Linked DNA regions of Homo sapiens: region 2 is linked to region 1. The links are chromatin loops, found by intact Hi-C in ENCODE. Cell type or tissue: IMR-90. All regions are shown on one strand. Links, peaks and the distances in the headings refer to the core of each region. The heading gives the core; the rest is flanking DNA.

Region 1 (2,906 bases), core at 241-2,740:
AGGATTTCTTGGCTCTGGGAAAGATTGAATGCCTGTCTGAGCCTTCTGGGCCTGTGTTTCATTTGCAGCTGCCTGGCCCTACACTGGGTGACAGTCTCAGCCCTCCCCAGGGCAGCCCGTCCCCTCCTGCTTGGCCAGCAGAGGAGGCCCTTTGTGTCGCTGTCTTGGTGCTGGAGTGGAAGTGAGGCTTCTAATTATCGTCCCCAGCCCCGTGTCCTGGGTTTACTTCGGCTCCAGCCCAGCGTCAGGGGCAGCACTCCCTTCTGAGAGCAAGCAATTCCTGCCTGTCTGTGAGACCAAGCAGACAAGAATGCCAACCGCCAGCAGCCCCAGCCCCTAACTGTTTCTAAGTCAGACTAGGACCTGTTCAGAACCTGGCACTTTCCTGCTAGAAATTTCCAGCTGCTCTGATCTTTCCTGTAGGGCTTGGCAAGGCCAAAAAGGTCTGGAACCAAAAGAATTCATAAGAACATCAGGCCTGGGCCGGTGGGCACCTCTCCCTCTGTCTGCTCAGGGACTCCCCAGTCACTTCCTACTGTTGGATTCATCCAGGGTGAGGGCCTGGTGGGGCTGCCAGGCCCTGAAGTCCAAGCTCAGGGAAGCGAGAGCAGTTTACCTCTGTGACATTGCTGGTGTGAGCCAAGGCTGCGGGTTCCAGGAGCTAACTTGGGATTCCGTTCAGGACATGACACAGAAGTGAAGAACTCAGGGAACTTCATATGTCCCCATCACCATAGGTGACCTGTGCCCTGCCATCATGGGGGGTGACGGGAGGCTATGAATGTTAACATAATGCAGACTGACAAAGACATCCTCTTTTGTCTTCCTTCCTCTTTGAGACTAGAATGTATTTTCTGAGCTCTCCTTTGCTTTGCTTTTCTTTTGGGTACCATGACCCAAGGTACAGTATAAATACGTCAGTATTTGTAGCCTGTAGAAGGTCACTCAAGAATGTGCATTTGTAACCATCTGGGGAGAAAATAGGCTTTGTCAGTGAGTGTTTCCTCTGGTACACTTATTACACTCTAGCAAGTATCATGTACGGGAGATGAAACAGGCAGCTGAAAGGTGTCCCGCCTGTGCACCTTCCTGCTGGCCCAGCGTCTATTTCCAGCCTCCTCTCCCAGGGTTGCTGAAACCCGGAGCTGATTTCTACATTGGAAGTTAGGAGCTGCAGGAAACGCCTCGTGCCGTGCCGGGGACGTGGAGGAAAGCCAAGTGCCCTTGATAGGCTCCTCCTCTGGAGCTAGGGAGTTCCCTGGATGGTGGCAGGAGGAGCTGCGGTTCTGCAGCTGCTGCGGGCGGGGCAGCTGCTGGCGGCACTGTGTCTTGGGTTTGACCTTGACCCCTGGGCAACACAGGGAGACTTTCACACCCTTCACCCTTGCATCACTCCACTCAGAGGTGCGCAGGGCCCAGCCCCAGCTACAGATGAGGAGACTGAGGCTCGGAGGCTCTCGGACCGCCCAAGGTCTCTGGGCAGATCAAACGGTGGAGAGAGGCCAGAGCCAAGTGTCTTGGCTCCCGGGCTGGGAGAGGCCCCGGCGTGGCCCTCTGGAGGCCGCCGTCTGCGACTGCCCGGGCGCCCTGGGGCGGCAGCCTGGCCTCCTGGGCTCGAGGCAGGGGGCAGAGGTGTCCCGGCGGGGCCGGGGCCGGGACACGAAGAGGGAGGCGAGCAGGGGCTAGGAACTGGAGCCGGTTTGTGCTCGCGCGCCTGCAGGCCCTTTGCCTCGGGCACCCCCGCTCCAGCCCAGCGGGGGCGGCGCCGAGAGGGGCCCATGGCCCAGACGGAGGCTCGGGCTGCGTCCATTGGCGGCCGCAGCCCCGGGGCGGGAGGGGGAGCGGCCCGGCGTCGGGTTACCGGGGACCAGCACGGCAGCTGGCCCCGGGAGGCAGCCGCGGGGTGAGGGTGCATTCTTGGATTCCTGGCCGGGAAGGGAAACCAAACCGCACTTGTATCCAACGCAATCAACAAACATGATGTGTCAAGTGCTGTATTGCACTTGAGCGGGTGTAAAATGGTAGAGCTGGGGTTCCTGCCCAAACGTTCGTCTAATTGAGGAAATAAGAAATCCACAGAGAAGAAGAACGCTGGAGATACCGGGAAGGACATAATAAACCCCGAGAACCACGACCAACCGAATTTAGAGGGGTTCCTGGAAAGGGAAGTCTGTTTTTCCCCAAAGTCTTCTGGAAAGCTTCCACAACAGGGCGAGGTGAGGGTATCCGACCTGCCACCTCCCTCCAGGGCCTGCCACCTGCCCCAGCCGCCCCCACTCACCACAGCACACATGCCCGACCCCACACTGCTGAGCACCCAGCAGCCAACCCTGCCTCCACCCTGCCTGCGCTCCCCAGTCTTACCCCAGGCCTCTACTCTCAAGCTCCTCCAAAACTAGGACCCTCACTTTCTTCTTCCAGAAGCCCACCTGCCCCCAGGACACTGCTGCCCTATAGCCCTCTCCAGTAGAGGCTCTTTTCTCCCTCCAGCTATGCAGCTCAGGGCCTGAAGATGTACTCCGCATTGATCACTGAAGTTTCTAAACGGTTTCTCCTTCCTCTTTCAAAAGCCCGGCCTCTTAGCACAGCGAAACTACTAGATGTGATACTATAATGGTGGATAAATGTCATAATACATTTGTTCAAACCTACAGAATGTACAACAGCAAAAGTAATGTAAAGTAAGAATAAAGCATTCACATCAATGTAAACTGTGGACTCGGGGTGATAATGTGTCACTTAGGTTCATCAATTGTAACAAATGCTGGTGGGGAATGTTGATAGTGGGGGACACTGCTCCCAGGAGGGTGGATATATAGAACTCTGGATTTTCCACTCAATTTTGCTGTGAATCTGAAACTACTCTAAAAAGTATTAAAAATTAAAAATATTTAATTAAAAAAGCC
Region 2 (2,906 bases), core at 312-2,811, 52 kb before region 1:
TCATTTCCCAGTTAGGGTCTGCACTACGTGAGGCAGAGCAGCAGTTTGCTCTGGGAGGCTGGGCCTGGAGTCGGGTGGGGGTATGTAGGGCAGAGGAATGCTGGGGCTCAGAGCCACACCAGAGCAGGGGAGGGCCCACACATTGTTAAGACACGTCCGAGAATAAGGACTAGTAGCCACAAGCGGGTTTGAGTGGAAAAGCCAAAATAGCTGGCACCGTGCACTGTGCCTGTGGTCCCAGCTACTCAGGAGGCTGAGGCAGGAGGGTCTCTTGAGCCGAGGGGGTTGAGGCTGCAGTGAGCTATGATTGCTCCACCGCACTCCAGCCCCAGTGACAGAGCGAGAACCTATTAAAAAAAAAAAAAAAAAAAAGCGAAAAGAGTGTAGCAGTTAGGTGGATGCATCAGAACCCAGGTAGAGAGAAATCATAAGAAAACTTTAATAACCAGACAGGACACAGCCTGAAAACCAAAGCTGAATATTTATTCACTGAAATGGCAATCATTCCACCATTCTACTTGCTAAAGGGACTTAACCACGAATCCTTATGTGTATGTGAATGTTTATATGAGACAGAGAGAGATGTGTGTGTGTGTAATCACGGGTATGGGGGCTTCCTGCCTTGAGGGGCTGAAAAACTGGGGATCAGAGGAGGGGAAAACAAACCTTTGTGGAGCACCAGGCATGCCAGGCATGAGAGAGCTCCAGCCCTGCTGCCACTCTGCCTTGATTTGAACCCCAGCTGCCCTGCTCACCAGCTGGCATGCCTTAGCCAAGTTCTTAACACCTCTGTTCTTAGAGTCCTACTTTAAAATGTGCATGATACTAGTGCCTACCTCACGGAGTTGCTCTGCAGACTGTGTGAGTTAACACACGCTGTGTGCACTAGAGAGCCACAAAAGCTTTGCTTTTCCTCTCGTCAAATAGTGGAGTCTGTTTCCCTTTTCCTTGAGACTGGGCTGTCCCTGTTGCTGGTTTTGACCACATCAAAGGAAGAATACTGACTCCCCAAAGATGTCCATGTCCTAGTCCCAGAACCTGTGACTATAATACATCACACGGCAAAGAGGAATGAAGGTTGCAGGTGGAATTAAGGTTGTTAATCTGTTGACCTTGAGGTGGAGGAGAGGATCTTGAATTATCCAGGTGGGCCCAATGGAACCACAAGGGTCTTCAAATGTGGAAGAGGGAGGCAGGACAGAGTCTGAGTCCAGCGACACGGGATGAGAAAGACTTGACCAGCCATTGCTAGCCTTGAAGATGAAAGGGGACCCAGCCATGCAATGCAGGCAGCTTCAAGAAAACAGAAAAGGCAAGAAAAAGGATTCTTCTGTAGACACCCCCCCGAAAAATGCAGCCATGCCAACACCTTGATTTCTGCCCACTGAGGCCCATTTTAGACTTCTGATCTCCCAACCTGTAGAATAATACATTTGTGGGTTTTGTTTGCTTGTTTTGAGATGGAGTCTTGCTCTGTTGCCCAGGCTGGAGTACAATGGCACAATCTCAGCTCACTGCAACCTCCACCTCCTGGGTTCAAGCGATTCTCAGGCTCCCAGGTAGCTGGGACTACAGGCATGCACCTCCACTCCTGGCAAATTTTTGTATTTTTAGTAGAGACAAAGTTTCACCATGTTTCTGGTAATTTGCTGCAGTTAGTTGCTGTAGGAAACTAACACAGACCAATAGAATGGGGTAGAGTTAGGATGTGTAATATCTAAGGCCGGGCCTTAAGAGATCAGAGGCTTCCAATTCCATCCTCTTGGAATTCAGCTGTCACGTGAGAAGTCCAACTATGGTGAGTCACCATGCCTTGAGGAAGCCCAAGCTAGCCACATGGAGGAGCACTGAACTGCCAGACATATGAGTGATGCCTTGGTCTTTCCAGCCCAGCCACCAGCTAAATGCAGCTGAGTAAATGTCAGCTGATGCGTGGGCACAGAACTACTGAACTGAGCCTGCCTGGATTCCTAACCAGTAGAACTGTGAGCAAATAAAATGGTGGTTAGTTTTGGTTTTGTTTCTCTGACAAAAATGCCATTCGGGGGAAAAAAAATGGTTGTTTTAAGTCACTGTATTTCATGGTTGTTTTAAAAAATTATTTTAAATAACTTTTCATAGATAACAGGGTCTCGCTATGTTGCCCAGGCTGGTTGTGCAAACTCCTGGCCTTAAGTGATCCCCACTGCCTTGGCCTCCCAAAGCACTGGGATTGCAAGCATGAGCCATGGCATCTGGTCTTAGGATTGTTTTATGCTGTGATAGACACCCTATAAAGCACTTAGAATGGTACTTGCCATAAAATAAGCATTCAATAAATGTTGGTGTGATGGCTAATATTAGGTGTCCACTTGATTGTGATACAGGAGTTAAGAAGAAATTATTTAGGCAGATAATGAGGGTGTGGAAGTCCTCGGTAAGGTTTTCCTTTTAATGAAAGCAGCCCCAAATTACAAAGAGCAGCCTGTAAAATCAAGCTGCAGACATAGATGCCACCAATGGTGGCTCCATCTTCCCTTCTCTTTGTCAGCCATGTGTACAGTAAGGAGCAGACAAGATGGTGCTGGTCTACTGGAAAGCCCATTTGCATAGTAAGATTAGGGTGGGGTGGCCAGCCTTCCCTGGGCCCTATGTAAATGTCATACCTGATTGAACAAATCTGTGAGCTCTATGTAAATCAGATACCACCTCCTCAAGCCTGACTATAAAATCCAGCACATCCTCCACCTGCCGATCTTTTCCTCTCAGAAGTCCTCTCTCTCTCACTAGAGAGAGAGCTGTTTTCCTCTCCCTTTCATTCTCTTTCTTTTGCCTATTAAACTCCACTTCTAAACTCCTTGTGTGTGTCTGTGTCCTAAATTTTCCTGGCACGAGATGACGAACCCTGGGTATTTACCCCAGACAAC

The links. A loop is a pair of places that touch in the nucleus more often than their neighbours do. Peaks named below come from ENCODE experiments on the same cell type or tissue, not always from the same donor. Only the 100,000 strongest peaks of a DNase experiment are listed, where the experiment ranks them.
Region 2: it touches region 1 in a loop (2.2-fold over the local background); 6 of 110 quality-filtered maps call a loop at or near these places.

The regions. Positions count from the first base shown.
Region 1 is chr2:64,858,146-64,861,051 of GRCh38, forward strand. The region is part of intron 1 of LINC01800 (long intergenic non-protein coding RNA 1800); the gene reads right to left. Among named protein-coding and RNA genes, the nearest start is that of LINC01800, 4.0 kb to the right of the region's middle. RefSeq lists silencers at 1,150-1,444, 1,482-2,001, 1,761-1,964 and an enhancer at 2,292-2,511. In IMR-90, for the core only: a CTCF peak has its summit at 1,557 (motif pointing left); DNase peaks (open chromatin) are centred at 1,226 and 1,926; H3K4me3 peaks cover 395 bases; H3K27ac peaks cover 1,103 bases.
Region 2 is chr2:64,805,722-64,808,627 of GRCh38, forward strand. No RefSeq gene overlaps it. Among named protein-coding and RNA genes, the nearest start is that of LINC01800, 56 kb to the right of the region's middle. In IMR-90, for the core only: a CTCF peak has its summit at 1,859; a DNase peak (open chromatin) is centred at 1,830; H3K27ac peaks cover 471 bases.